Linked DNA regions of Homo sapiens: all the other regions are linked to region 1. Evidence: chromatin contacts called from ENCODE Hi-C or POLR2A ChIA-PET data. All regions are on one chromosome and are shown on one strand. The core of a region is the stretch at or near the end of the contact, and the rest is flanking DNA. Distances in the headings are between cores, read along the strand shown.

Region 1 (3,580 bases), core at 839-3,338:
CATCCACCCCTCACACAGTTCTAGGCCATAAAAGACTTTCAATTTTAGCGAAAAATTGAGCAAGTGAATCTTTTTTTTTTTTTTTTTTTGATATGTAGTCTCACTCTTATCGCCCAGGCCTGAACCTCTGAATCTTTTCTACCCCACTTGTATCAGCAAAGTACATTACAAGTGGACATTTGTATTTTTTTGTATTAATCTTGCCTACATTCCTTTCCTAGTAGCCATAGTCAACTGCCTCTTTCGAAGGAACAGGTTTATACAGTGGTTCGGGTCATTCTCAAATACAAATGTTGTCTACAAGATAACAGTATGTCTAATCAAACAAAATCTCACTTCCGCGATCAACAATGTGGCCATTACAAAATTTATGAACCTATAAAATTGTAACACCTGTTTTTTAAAATTTACACTAAGACATGAAAATGCTTTCCTATATAGCTAATGTTAAGAAAGGTGCCTCACGCCTATAATCCCAGCACTTTGGGAGGCCGAGGTGGGTGGATGACTTGAAGTCAGGAGTTCGAGACCAGTCTGGTCAACATGGTGAAACCCCATCTTTACTAAAAATACAAAAATTAGCCGGCTGTGGTGGCGGGCGCCTGTAGTCCCAGCTACTCGGGAAGCTGAAGCATGAGAATTGCTCAAACCTAGGAGGCCGAGGTTTCAGTGAGCCGAGATCGCGCCACTGCACTCCAACCTGGACTACAGAACGAGGTTGTGTCTCAAAAAGAAAAGAAAAAAGAAGGATCCCTGGAGAGATGGAGGTGGGAGCAAGAAAAAAGGAAAAAAAAAAAGACTGTGAAGAAACAGTTTAACATATTGCTTCCATTTCCATCTTTATCCCAAGAGAATTTAAACGGGAAAGAAAAAAAATGGAGGCAGAACCCATAATTCAAAATAACCATAAAAAAAAAAGCAAAAGATTTTAGATTTTGCAAACTGTGCCTTTTAACCTGCTATCCTTTCAAGTAATTTTTAAAGAAGGATTTTTTTAATCCACAGAATATTTTGCTTCATCCAGGAGCAGCTGGATCTCATACCATCCGGTATCCCCCGCCTCCATACACACGCCCCTACCACTATCAGCCCTTGAGCCAAACGATCCATCACGGTAAAAAAAAAAAAAAAAAAAAAAAATTAAACCAGGAGGTTCATCTTCCCAATTCTCTCTAAGAAACAGTCATAGTCTGTCCTCCTCCCACCCCCAGGAAAACTGCCTATTCTAACAGAACTAGGAGGGAGGGGGGAATCAGCTCATCATCCTTCTCCATAGGGAAAAAAATGGCATTAACTTCCAACAAGAAACTGCTGCTCTTCTACCGTATCCCCTTTAGAACATAAAATATTAAGAAAGGGTTTCTGAAGCATTCACAGGAACAGAAAACTGAAGCCTGAAGCACTTCACTCTGCAGCAAGATAACCCCTTAAAAATCATCCAGAATTTGGGGGATGGAGGTAACCCGTCAACACCCGCGACACCCCTACCCTAAGGTGGGGAGCAGGATTCCGTCAAACAGAAAATGCCACTCTCCGCCCCCTCCGCCATCCGGAACGCTGACCGGCGCGGAGTGCGGGGGCGGCCGAGGGCGGGAGCGGCGAGGAGGCGGGACGCGACACACGCACCACGCCGAGAACTGCTTCACCGCTTTTTTAAAGGTTTTTAAAATGCAGTTTCTCCAGCCGGAGAATTCCCACCCATTCACCAGCCCCAGCCCTCACCCAGCTCCCCACCCCCATCGGGGGCTCCGCTGGGCCGTGTCCCCGAGGCGGCCTCGGCCCCACGCCCCGAGGCGCGCGGCCCCCGGCGGGGGGGTCCCCGACGCGGCCCAGCTGGGGATGCTTCGCACCTGTATGTAGTTGTTCTCGCAGTAATCGGCCACCCGTTCCAGATTTGTGTAGCTGTCGAAGAGGGCCCGGCGGCCCCCCGGGATTTCCTCTTCCAGCAGCATCTGCAGCTCCGCCATCTTCACATCCTCCTCCTCCTCCTCCTCATACAGGTCGCAGAGGGAGCGGCGGCCGCAGCGCCAAGGAAACCCAGGACCGGGAGAGGAGGAGCGGCGGCGACGGCGGCGGTAACTCGGAAGGAGCGAGAAACAGCCCCAGCGCGCGACAGGGGAGGGGGCGACGGGGGCGGGGCGCGAGCCGACGGACTCCGAGGACGGTCACCGCGGCGACGGCCGGCCGGGCGCGCGCACGCGCGCTCCCTTCCCTCCGCCCCCGGGAGCCCGAAAAAGATTCCCACCCTCGCCCGCGCCGCCGGCCCCTCCCCCACTTCCGGCGTCTCCTAGCGACGGCGGGGGTAGGGGCCGGGATGCGCGCGGGAGTTGGTGGTGCAGTTAACCCTTCCGCCGCCCGCCCGCCGCTGGAGCGGCTGGAGAAGCCCCCACCTCCCGGCGGCCTTTGTTAGCCCGGCGGGAACACACCACCCTGCTCAGCTGGCTTCCTGCCGGCTCCCTCCGGGACTCATCTCGGCTCCGTCCCCATGGAGGTCATCGGCCTAGGGAACTTCTCGAGGCTTTTCTCCCTCTGCTGCTGACGGGAGGCCGAAGGAGGGCACAGCCTCCACTCTTGGGACCCTCCTCTGTGAAAGATCACACCTCAACAGGGCAGGAATAAAACTTCCACGCAGCTTTCAATGCCACCTGACTTCATTTTTCTCAGATTTGACCTCATCCTCTTTGTTGCAGTGAATTGCAGTTTCCTAACCCCAGCTTTCCTGCGCCCCTGCCTCTTTGCACTTCCCCACTAACGCTGTTCTCCCCTGCCAGATTAGCCCCTTTCTCTCCTGGTTTGCGGTGCCGTGGGCCTCAGCTTTTTATGTTTGCCATTTCTATGATTCGCTTCCTCACTCATAACCTTTTCTGTCATTTCTCTAATGCTATCAACTTCGCTGTCCTTTTTCCTATTCATGGATTCAGTATTTAAAATTTTGAAAACGATTTTGCTAGTAGTAATTGCCTTCTTCACAGGGCTGTTACATAGATAAAATCAACGTTTATTGTGAAAATACCTTGAAAAAACATTAAGTGCTACAAAAATTCAAGGCAGATAATTTTCCTCTTGCAGAGTTATAATTCTGTTTTTATTCTCCAGATACTGTGTCTTGTTTTCCTAAATCAGACTACCCCACACAATGTAATCTGGAAAAACTAAAACTCCTGACCATTGCTGAGATATGAAGCCATGACCTTTATTTGTGCTGTGGAAAATCAAAGTTGATTCCAGGCAGTACCATCTTAGACTTGTGTAGTTAGAACAAGATCCATTGTTTCAACACTTTTCTTAATCTGGTGATCTCTTGGCCCTCCTACAGTGAATTTTTTTCATTCAGATGATGAGGAAACTTATACTTTCAAAAAAAAATCACTTTAGGACGGGCGCGGTGGTTCACGCCTGTAATCCCAGCACTTTGGGAGGCCGAGGCGGGCGGATCACGAGGTCAGGAGATCGAGACCATCCTGGCTAACACAGTGAAAACCCGTCTCTACTAAAAATAAAAATAAAAAAATTAGCTGGGCATGGTGGCGGGCGCCTGTAGTCCCAGCTACTCGGGAAGCTGAGGCAGAAGAATGGCGTC
Region 2 (3,732 bases), core at 1,069-3,568, 350 kb before region 1:
GATTTATATCCAAAAATTTCAAAGGGAACTATGAAATATCAACTTAATAGTAGTTTATTGTCCTACTATATTAAGGAGGTCAGTTTGTTCCTTCAATGTTCATCTTCTAATACCAAAGAGTTATTTTCTTAGATCTGGAGCCAAAAAAAAAATGTGTATCCTGTTCTGTGTATAATTATTTCATAAGCTTCTAAGAGTAGTCTTTCTGACATTTGGAGAGCAGTGCAAATTTTTGTTACTCTTATTTTCTATCTCTATATCCATCTGTCATCTCATTTGCTTCTCTGGTTTGTTTGTTTGTTTTCATTCTTCCATTTCCCTTTCCTGGTATATCCTCTCATACTCTTAATGTGCAGGAATAACACCCCTGATTATAGACGATGGTAATTAGAGCTCTAAAACTTCCGTGCAAAATTGGATTCTGACTTGCGTGATAGTTATCAGGATGACGAGAAAACAACTTTGGGGAAAATCAAAGTACCACTAATGATTAGCTGGTGTTTGCCCAAAAAATGGGTTTTGCTATTAACAGTTGGGCCAACCTAGGCAGCTAAAATACCTAGAATGAATGCAATTTATTTGCTTTTCCCTGTAGAAATTATGCATCTTGATTTTACAAACTCAATTACTGCAAGAAGCTAGAAGGGAAAAGAGGAAGCAAGCATAAGACACATTTCTTATAGGCATCCAAAAACTTGGCAAAACTTTAAATTTTCCTGCCATTTTCAACTCAAATCTTTTATTTCAGTATTTTTACCTACATTGTTTCTTTTGATAGAATTAGGAATCAAGTATTTGAGTGATTATTTATATAAAGTTTGTCTTCCTCCATCAGACTGTACACTCCACAAGAGCCAATGCCTTGTCTATTGTGCTCACCATTACATCCCCATGACAAACATGTGGCCTGTACATGGTAGACGCTCAATGCATTAGTGTTATTGAATAGACTGGATGGGAGATTCGGTTAGTTGTGCAATTAAAGAGATTGGATGGGAAGAATAGTTTGATATGACACTTTTCTCGATGCAAAATGATGCTGTGAAAACAACTGTTATTTTTATTCATTCATCTTGATTCCTTTATTTATTCATCCTAGAGCTATGTGGTGCCTGAACAAAGACTATTAAGACAGTCCCTGGCTTTTAGTGACTCATAGTCTACAGAGAGAGACAGACATAAACCAATAAGTCATAACACAGTGAGAGATGAGAAATAATAAATATCAAGTCAAAGGAGAGAGAAAAATAGCAATCCAATTGTCTCTTGTTGAAATCAGAGTTGTATCTCAGGCAGGCAACCGTCTAAAGTAGAAAAAAATAAAGGACTTAGAACTGAATTTTTGTTTGGTTTTGCTTTGTAATGGGATCATTGAAAATGAAGCCAAACTAAACTGGGGGCTTTGTCCATCTAACTCTATTCAGGTCTTTGTTTAAATATAACTCCTTCAGAGAAATCTCCTCTGATCCCTTGCTGCACACACCCGCTGGGTTAGGTCCCCTCCATGCCCTTTCACTTGACTGAGAAGTCCATAAGGCCAAAGAACATGTTTGTCTAGTCCGCTAACTATTGTATCTCCAGAGACTAGAACTGTCTCTGGCACTTAGTAGGTGCTCAATAAATGTTTAATGAATAAAGTTTCCCTTGCAATGTATTTACTTTTCTTTTTTCAAACCAATTTATCTCACTTTTCCACTCTACAAACAGAAAAAAAACTTCTCCTCTCCAAATAATCTTCTTTGCCTTTTCCTTCAAGATGACTATTTTTCTAATGTTTCAAGACATTATCATTCAATAACTGGAAGTAAATTACATTTTGTATATCTACATCCAGTAGGGAATTGGACCTGAAGAGATACCTGAGGCGTCTTCCTCCACCCCTGCCGAGCATCCTCAAAGACTAGGCCTGTTTGTAGACTCCCAGTTTTCCCATGGGGTTTCTCCACACCTCATATGCACAGTTTCCACAAGATTTGGGCTGAAGAAGGGAGACTTTCTCTTGGAGAGTGAAGTGTTCTCAAGGGAACAATGAAAAGTCAGCATTTACTATCTGTGCCCGAAATTAATTCTTACCCTTTGCTTTCAGGAAAGCGAGGAGGAGCAGCACAAAACCCCAGTTTAAGGCTTGATGTGCTTCAGATATTTAGAAACAGAAATTTAAGAAAGACCCTGAAAGAGCTTCCAGTCCTAAAGCAACAAGTTCTGAGGTCAATGGAGCCTGTGTCTGGTGCTTCCCCAGGCCATCTGGCAGCCAGAGAGAGATATTTTAAGTCATGGCAAGGCATGTGGCAACCTCAAAAACCACACCCTTTGAATGTCAGCCTCCTCCACCAACATGGGTTAAGTCTGACATGAGGCAAGAAATAAAGGCCAGGCCATGAGGACATCAGCCCCACTGAAATGCTGTTGACTTTCAAAAAAATATATGATTAGTACAAGTTTCTTATTCTTTTATTTACTAAATGTTCTGCTGAAAACTGGAAAAGTCAGTCAAATTTGGATGTTTCCAGATGTCCAGATGTGTCCTAGATACAGCCTAGATGTCAAGAAGAAACTTGAATTGATTTAAATATGGGGTATTTTTTTTCACTGTAGAAATATCTCTTCTGAATTATACACAGTCTTTCACATGACCTGGGAGGAAAAAATAAAATATAATTACTGAGGAGGGATATGGTTGATGCTCACAAATATTGGCTAAAAGTAGACATAGGACTAGAAAAGAAAAGTTTAAAAGTTTCTTTTAATAGTGTCCTTTTCTCACACACACACATTAAAATGATTACTAAAAGAAAATATGGGGACTTTTCAGCTGGGATGTCTTGTTTAGAGCGGGGATTGAGAGGTGAAGCCAGCAGGACTTCCTTGGTCGAGTGGGGACTTGGAGAACTTTCCTGTCTTACAAGAGGATTGTAAAACGCACCAATCAGCACTCTGTAGCTAGCAAGAGGATTGTAAAATGCACCAATCAGCACTCTGTACAACGCACCAGTCAGCGGTCTGTAAAATGCACCAATCAGCAGGATCCTAAAAGTAGCCAATCGCAGGGAGGATTGAAAAAAGGGCATTCTGATAGGATGAAAACAGAACATGGGAGGGGCCAATAAGGGAATGAAAGCTGGCAACCCCAGCCAGCAGCTGTAACCCACTCGGGTCCCATTCCACGCTGTGGAAGCTTTGTTCTTTCACTCTTCACAATAAACCTTGCAACCCTCAAAAAAAAAAAAAAAAAAAAAAAGGAAAGAAAAGAAAAAAGAAAAGAAAAGAAAACATGGGGACTTCGTAAAAGTGTATTAAATACATACTTGCTGTTTTCTTTGGAACAGATGTTACATCATTATGTACCAACTGTAACAACTGATGTAACTGAAATCTCCTGGAATTTCCTGTTGATTCTTATTTCATCTAGAAATAAGGATTTCTCTTTGTTTTTTTTTAGCTAAAATAATTCACCTTTAGGGGAGGAGTACCACCTTCTGAGGTCCCGAGTTGATGGCAGCAGACAGAACATCTCTGGATGACCTGGTTCTGGTACCAGTCCTGCTACATATTATTCACCAGAAAAATAGACCAAAGTTCTCACCATAAAAAAAAGAAAAAAGAAAAAAAGATAAGTATGTGAGGGAATTTATATGTCAATTATCCTGCTTTTGCCATTCCACAATGTATACATATATCAAAACATCATGTTGTACACCATCAATGTATACAATTTTTGTCAATTAATTAATT
Region 3 (3,684 bases), core at 399-2,898, 360 kb after region 1:
TTATATGGCTATTAAAAAATAGTACTTTTATGTACATCTATGGAGTCAGCTTTGAGATACACTGAGAATGAAAAAAAGGAAAGTATGTCATTACATTCACACTAGTATGTAACATATCTGTGCAGCAGATAACCACAATAGGCATTCAGATTGAGAATAAATCTATGTGAATTCATATCAAGAAAAAAGGTACACTACTATGTAAGTTTAAGGAAAGAAAATATTAGTGAGCTTTACTGAGATTTTCAACAACATTTATAGGGGTAAAGAAGGAGATCTCTGTCTCTCTGCCTTTATATGCATCCATATACACAGAATATCTTTGGAAGATGACTCAAAAAACTAGTAAGAGTTGTTGCTTTAAAGACAGAACAAATGTGGGTAAGAGAAAACTTAGAATTCACTGTATACTTTTTGGTACTGTATAAACCTAATAAAAATATGTGTATTAGCTATTCAAAAATAAGTTCTTAATAGAAAACAAATAAAAGAAAATAAAGCTTACCGAGCTGGACAAGTGGCTTTGTAGAGCTGACAAGACCTGCTTTCCTGCTCACTGACTTTTTTTAACTGGAAACCTTTTCTTCTTGGCCCATACTGACACTCCATTACCACAGCTCTACTCCCTGTGGGCCAAAACCAACTATTGATATTAATTCAAGTGTCCATCTATTCTAGACACTAGATTAAAAGTAACTTGGTGGTGGCAATGTCAAAATCTTTCAAATATACAGCTTTAAGGAAAGAAAACATTAGTAAGTCTTACTTACATATACAAACATATAAATTTAAAAGTTTATTTTAAAATTTACCAAAGGTACCATAATTATGGTAAGAAAATTAGTGAATATCACATTTACTGAGTGTCTACTGGCATATAATTTTTTTTTTTTTGAGACGGAGTCTCACTCTGTCACCCAGGCTGGAGCACAGTGGCGCAATCTTGGCTCACTGCAACCTCCACCTCCTGGGTTCAAGCAGTTCTCCTGCCTCAGCCTCCCAAGTAGCTGGGACTATAGGCGTGTGCCACCACGCCAGGCTAATTTTTGTATTTTTAGTAGACAGAGTTTTGTCTTGTTGTCCAGGCTGGTTTTGAACTCCTAAACTCAAGTGAACCGCCTGCCTTGGCCTCCCAAAGGGCTGTGATTTAGAGGCATGAGCCACTGCATCCCACCTGACATATGGTTTTTATACCATTTTATAAATAGTGAGCAAATGTTACATTTGGTTAATAAATATTGGTATCATTTAAATTTTTATTTCCTTTTATAATTATTTTCTTGTTTTTATTTGGGCTGTTAATACAGCAGCCAGCCCTAAGATGGCCCCCAGTAATCCATGCCTTCTAGCATTCATGTCCTTGAGTAATCCCCTCCCCTTGAATATGGGCTAGACTTACTAACTTACGTTTAATAAATATGGCCAAAGTGGTAGGAAGTAATTTTTGATATTAGGCTGCAAAAAGACTGTAACTATCATTTGGGTACTCTCTCTTACTCTTGCTTGAATTGCTCTCTCTGGAGGTAATCATCTGCCAAGTGGTAAGGGAGCTCTGTGGAAAGGCCCACGTGGCAAGGAATAAGGCCTGCTGACAGCCACAAGAGTGAATCTGAAAGTAGACCCTCCCTCAGTCAAGTCATGAGACAACTGCAGCAGAACCACTTTGCTGAGTCACTCTTGGATTCCTGACTCACAGAAACTGTGAGATAATTAACGTTTGTCGTTTTCAGCCACTACGTTTGGGATAATTTGTTACACAGCAATAGATAATACAAATAAGTAGATGTGAAAATTATATAACTTAAGATTTTAAGTTGAATATCTTACACTACTGTAGGATACAACAAACTTTTAAAATATAAAATAAAAACACCAATTACTAATACAAATGTTAATAAAGCTGACATTAAAATATAAAAACTTCTGTTTAAAAGACACCATAAGTAAATATAAAAGTAATAGTGTGAGAAATAGCATTTTATAAGATATATAACATAGTAATTGCCCATGTAGAATTACTATGTAGACTACAAACAATCATAAATAATTAATAAACAACCACTCAGAAAAATGTGCAAAGGCTATGAATAGCCAAGTCAGAAAGAAAAAAAAGGTAGTAAATGAACAAAGAAAAAGATGTTCAACTTTAAGTAAACAGGGAAATGCAAATTAAAACAATAGTAAAATACTATTTCATACTCCTTGGAATGGCAAAAATAAAAACATTCCATAATACTCTATAAAAACTGAATCCACTGATCAATCTGAACACCACAAACAGAGAGACACATACAGATGGCAATAAGTACACAGCACACCGAGGAGGTATTCTTGCAAAAATCAAATCTGCATTTAATCAAGGCTCTAGACCTGTTTACAGAAAATACAAGAGATAAAGAACAAAAACTACATCACACAGATGGAATAAGCAAAACCCAGAATATGGCAAATATTACAGAACAAACTACCTAGAAGAGGAGAGAAATCTTCAAATGAAAAGAAGTTTAAGAGATTTATTAACTAAATGCAGTCTGTGGACCCTGTTTGGATTTGAATTTCAACAACCTTTGAGGAGAGGAAAAAAAACCTGTGAGGTAAGTGGGAAAATGTAAATGCTGAACATTTTATAACATTACAAAGTTACTGTTAATTTTCTTATTAAGTGTGATCACAGGATTCTCATATATGTATGTGTGTGTGTGTATATATATATATATATACACATATATGTATATATATATATAAGGAGTCCTTATCTTTTAGAGATATATACTTTAGTATACACCATATACTTTAGTAATTACAGATGGAATGATATATCTGAAATGTGCTATAAAACCATCTAGGGAATGAGGAAGTGTAAGGGGTATGAGACAAGATTGACCATATACTGATAGTTGTTGAAGCTGGAAGATAGATACCTAGAGTCATGGGGTTTCTTATATTATTATCTCTACTTTGATTCACATGTAAAAATTTCCATAATGTAAAGGTTTTTTAAGGCTTTAAAAAACCTTTTTAAGGTGTGGGCACAGTGGCTCATGCCTGTAATACCAGCACTTTGGGAGGCTGAAGTGGGCAGATTGCTTGAGTGTAGGAGTTTGAGACCAGCCGAGGCAACATGGCAAAACCTCATCTCTCCAAAAAAATACAAAAATTAGCTGAGCATGGTGGCATATACCTGTAGTCCCAGCTACTCATGAAGCTGAGGCAGGAGGATCTCTTGAGCCAAGGAGATTGAGATTGCAGTGAGCTGAGATCACACCACTGTACTCCAGCCTGGGTGACAGAGTGAGACCCCGACTCAAAAAAACAAACAAACAAACAAACAAAGATTTTTAAACATCTGGCAATGCTAAGTCATGAAGTAAAAGTGGGGAAATGAAATTTTCACACACTGCTGACAGGAGTGAAAATTGGTACAAGCTATCAAACCCTTATGTACAAATCTGAAATCCAAAAAGCTCAGAAAACGGTTTTTTCAGGACTCACTTGGCTGCGAAACCAGGCCTGAGCTGTGTGAGGTTATAGTCTTTATTTGTTTCTCTTGGTGTGGCTATCTATCTAATAAAGAATTGGTGTTTGATTATGTGATATTGGCTATAACAGGGGTCTCTAACCTCCAGACTGGACCACTACCAGTCTGTAGCCTGATAGGAACCAGGCCGCACAGCAGGAGGTGAG
Region 4 (3,352 bases), core at 740-3,239, 310 kb after region 1:
CGCAGTTCAATCAATAACCTTGTGATGCAATTTCAAAGGTTCATTCCAAGAAAAATGCTTAATGCCCTTCTCATAAAAATGTCTCTATCCTACACTCACTTGTGGGAGAAAATGAAAAGCACAAACAAAAATAAAAATATTTTATTTTTCTCTTAAGGGCATAATTTTACTTATATAATTTTAGGATCATTTGGGGATAAGTATCAAATAAAAGCCGCACCCTACAGTTTTTAACAGTATGCCAATATTGTATGTGTGTTCAAACCTGAAAAAGAGGAAAACAGAAAATCCTTTAAACGCTTTTAAGTTTGGGGTTATTCATTATGACTAAATACACTATTATCTATTAAATAAAGTGTTACTACTGCCAGTCACAAATTTTATAATAAAGTATTTTAAAACATAAAAATAAAAAGGAAAGCAATTACCTTTGTACAATAAAGCATCCAAAGTTCAAAGAGCCTCTCTCTGGATGCCATTCTGGCTTTCACTCTGGCACTTTAAGTTTTCCTTAAAAAAATTATGTTCAAGACTACAGCATGTCCATTTTATTTTCCAAGTTTTTCAGCCGTTCAGTAAAGCTCATAGCAGTAAAGAAAGCAAAAAGAAGTGAAACAAATGGACTGTCCTCTGGTTAAAAACAAAAAGGCAATTTCAGCAGTCACTCCAATATATCTTCATCAGTGGTAGTTGGGCAATTAAATAAATCTGTGAAAGAGAAAAACATCCACAGGTTAGAAAAAGAGGCCATACTAAAAAATCTAGACTTATCAAAAACTAAAGATGTATCTTCTTCACTTCCCACAAACAACCCGCTATACTTTCACATGGACTGATTAGATTTCATAGAAACTTGTGTTTCAGGAAAACATCACAGCTAACACAGTATGTCCACCATAGAATCCTCTAGGGCAGACAGACTCCTAGAGATGGGTACATGTTCATAACCAAGAATGCGTCCAGTGAGAATAAGGAGCAAGACTCCCTTCCCACTCATACCTTTTGTACAGATACAAGGAAAAGGCCCACATCTCAGACATTTCAAATACATCAAAGCTCTTAGAATGTTCTTGTTCTGGTCTCCTCTTCAAAGTTGTTGGGGCCAGGCGCGGTGGCTCACGCCTGTAATCCCAGCACTTTGGGAGGCCCAAGTGCGTGAATCACCTGAGGTCAGGAGTTCGAGACCAGCCTGGCCAACACAGTGAACCCCTGTCTCTACTAAAGAAATACAAAAAATTAGCCGGGCGTGGTGGCGGGCACCTGTAATCCCAGCTACTCAGGAGGCTGAGGCAGGAGAATTGCTTGAACCCGGGAGGCAGAGGCTGCAGTGAGCCCAGATCACGCCACTGCACTCCAGTCTGGGCGACAGAGCAAGACTCCGTCTGGGGTGGGGTGGGGGTGGAGTAGTTGGGACTGTTTGCTGTGTTGCAGGGCAGGGCGTGGGGGCGGGGGAGGAATTCCCAGTTCGTTTGTTCTAACAATCCTCGGAGAGTGGAAGTCCACCCGCCCACCTGGCCTCTCCACCTTTCCATCCAAGAGAAGTGGGCACGCACACACCGGCGAGGAACTTCCCAAAGAAGCATCCAAGTGTTTGGGGGAATCTTTTAATTTCCTCCTCACATCCCAAGACAACCCAAACAGAGGCAAACTTAAGGTGTGCCGAGCTGCCAAGAGAAGCTCTAGAACTGAGGAATGCGGACTCGGCGTCTCCCGACCGCGATCCCAGCCTGCACTACAGTATCGGAACACTCCCTGACAGCCTAGCCCACTCAAAGCCGCCCCTCACTCTGCAGCCCCTCCACCACCAAGCACCGGGGCCCTCCCATTTCTTGCCATGCCGCCCCCTCTTCCCAACGGCCCGCTCCCCATCACCGGGCTCACATTGTGTGCCGCGCGGCAGCCGCCGCCCGGCAGCCGTCTAACTGCTTCCCTCGACCCCTTCCCAAGGCGAAGCCCCGTGTCACCCCGCAGCCAGGCAGACGAGCGGGCGGGACATGGGGGCGGGGCGAGAGGCCGGGAGGAGCAGGGGGCGGGGCTGCCCCCTGGGCTAATCATTTCGGCCGCTGAGGATTTACCCAGCCGTTGGGCGGCAGCTGTTCAATGGTCGCGTAGGCTGGGGATGGGCGGGGTGACCTGAAGCCCCGCCCCAGCATACCTGCGCAGCCGCAGTCGACAGGCTCTGGCTGCCCATCCCTTGGCGGGCGCCGGCCGCGGCACTGAAACGAGCCTTCCCTCAGCTGGACATGGAGGAGGGCTGACGTGCTGACGTCTACGCCCGCCCCGCTTTTCGCTGATGGCGTCATTTCCGTGAGTCATCTGAGGGCGTGAGACCCTACGGTGTTAAAGGGGATTTTGTTTCACTTATTTGTAGAACCGGGATTGGTTCTGGGAATTTAGAGTAATGTAAAAAGACAAAACACACACAGACACCCCCCAAAAACTCCTCTTTTCCTTTTGTGCCTGCTTTCGTCGTCACCGAGTGTCATATCCAAAGGGCTTATTTTACCACCACTAAAGACTTCGAAAGGGTTTTTCTTTTTCAGAAAAGAAGCAAAAGGCTTTACTAACTATAGACAACTTTCAGAGAGATTTGGTTTTTGTATAAGGAAAGAAAAACGCGTAAGATAACTCACCTTTGTTAAACATTTCCACAACTTTTTATTGTGAAAGATTTCAAGTATATTCTAAAGTAAACTAGTATAACGAAACCCTGTATACCGTCACCCAACTTCAAAAATGATCAACTAATGTCCCATCTTGTTTCATTTGTAACAAGGATCCACAAATTGCCTGTGAAGAGCCAGAGACGAGGCGCAGTGGCTATCGCCTGTAATTCCAGAATTTTGGGAGGTCTAGGCGGGCGAATCCCTTGAACCCAGGAGATCAGCCTGGGCAACAGAATGAGACCCTGTCTCTGCAAAAGAAATTTTAATTAGCTTGGCGTGGTGGTGCACGCCTGTAGTTCCAGCTACTTAGAAGCTAAGGTGGGAGAATCGCTTGAACCTGGGAGTGAAGGTTGCAGTGAGCTCCGATGGCGCCACTGTACTCCAGCCTGGGCGACAGAGCGAGACACTGTCTCAAAAAATAAAAATAAAATAAAAAGAGCCAGACAATAAATGTTATAGGCTTTGCAGTCCATTCTGGTTGCAACTTGCTTAACGAAAATCAAAAGAACAATATTTTGAGATGTGAAAATTAGACGAAATTCAAATTCAAGTTTCAGTGTCCTAAAATTTTAGTGGAACACAACCATGCCCATTCCTTTAGTATTGCCTATAGCTGCTTTCACTCTACCATGGCAGAATTGAGAGTAGTTGCTTGCAAATTACACCTTCAATTTTTTATCCTGAAA

Evidence for each region. A loop is a pair of places that touch in the nucleus more often than their neighbours do. ChIA-PET counts read pairs that join two places held with the same protein, here RNA polymerase II (POLR2A). Pooled maps may share reads with other maps.
Region 2: a pooled map shows a loop between it and region 1 (5-fold over the local background). The contact joins the enhancer-like site here to the promoter of ABI2 in region 1. A Hi-C loop is called at or near these places in 2 of 168 maps with a recorded cell type or tissue (chondrocyte and endothelial cell of umbilical vein), 1 of 37 single-sample maps with no recorded cell type and 4 of 50 pooled maps.
Region 3: a loop to region 1 is called in a pooled map, with 4 times the contacts of the local background. The contact joins the enhancer-like site here to the promoter of ABI2 in region 1. A Hi-C loop is called at or near these places in 2 of 50 pooled maps. POLR2A ChIA-PET finds 5 or more read pairs at or near these places in 2 of 52 experiments (GM10248 and H1).
Region 4: a map of dorsolateral prefrontal cortex shows a loop between it and region 1 (3-fold over the local background). The contact joins the promoter of NBEAL1 here to the promoter of ABI2 in region 1. A Hi-C loop is called at or near these places in 6 of 168 maps with a recorded cell type or tissue (B cell, dorsolateral prefrontal cortex, naive thymus-derived CD4-positive, alpha-beta T cell and 1 more), 7 of 37 single-sample maps with no recorded cell type and 18 of 50 pooled maps. POLR2A ChIA-PET finds 5 or more read pairs at or near these places in 2 of 52 experiments (WTC11 and activated T-cell).

What each region holds. Positions count from the first base shown.
Region 1 is chr2:203,326,902-203,330,481 of GRCh38, reverse strand. It overlaps ABI2 (abl interactor 2), which reads right to left and starts at 2,088. Exons shown (of 12, transcript NM_001375670.1): 1 at 1,851-2,088. The coding sequence starts at 1,967. RefSeq lists silencers at 1,520-1,869, 2,146-2,333, 2,090-2,429 and an enhancer at 2,231-3,201.
Region 2 is chr2:203,672,682-203,676,413 of GRCh38, reverse strand. No RefSeq gene overlaps it. Among named protein-coding and RNA genes, the nearest start is that of CD28, 32 kb to the left of the region's middle. Within about 2 kb of position 2,318, at least 4 of the 41 ENCODE cell types and tissues checked have a DNase peak (open chromatin) inside an H3K27ac peak, as active enhancers do.
Region 3 is chr2:202,963,920-202,967,603 of GRCh38, reverse strand. It overlaps CARF (calcium responsive transcription factor), which reads right to left. Exons shown (of 17, transcript NM_024744.17): 10 at 506-626. Among named protein-coding and RNA genes, the nearest start is that of NBEAL1, 49 kb to the left of the region's middle. RefSeq lists an enhancer at 1,491-1,540. Within about 2 kb of position 1,648, at least 2 of the 41 ENCODE cell types and tissues checked have a DNase peak (open chromatin) inside an H3K27ac peak, as active enhancers do.
Region 4 is chr2:203,013,512-203,016,863 of GRCh38, reverse strand. It overlaps NBEAL1 (neurobeachin like 1), which reads right to left and starts at 1,989. Exons shown (of 56, transcript NM_001378026.1): 1 at 1,882-1,989; 2 at 429-708. The coding sequence starts at 479. RefSeq lists a silencer at 1,888-2,117 and an enhancer at 1,756-2,309.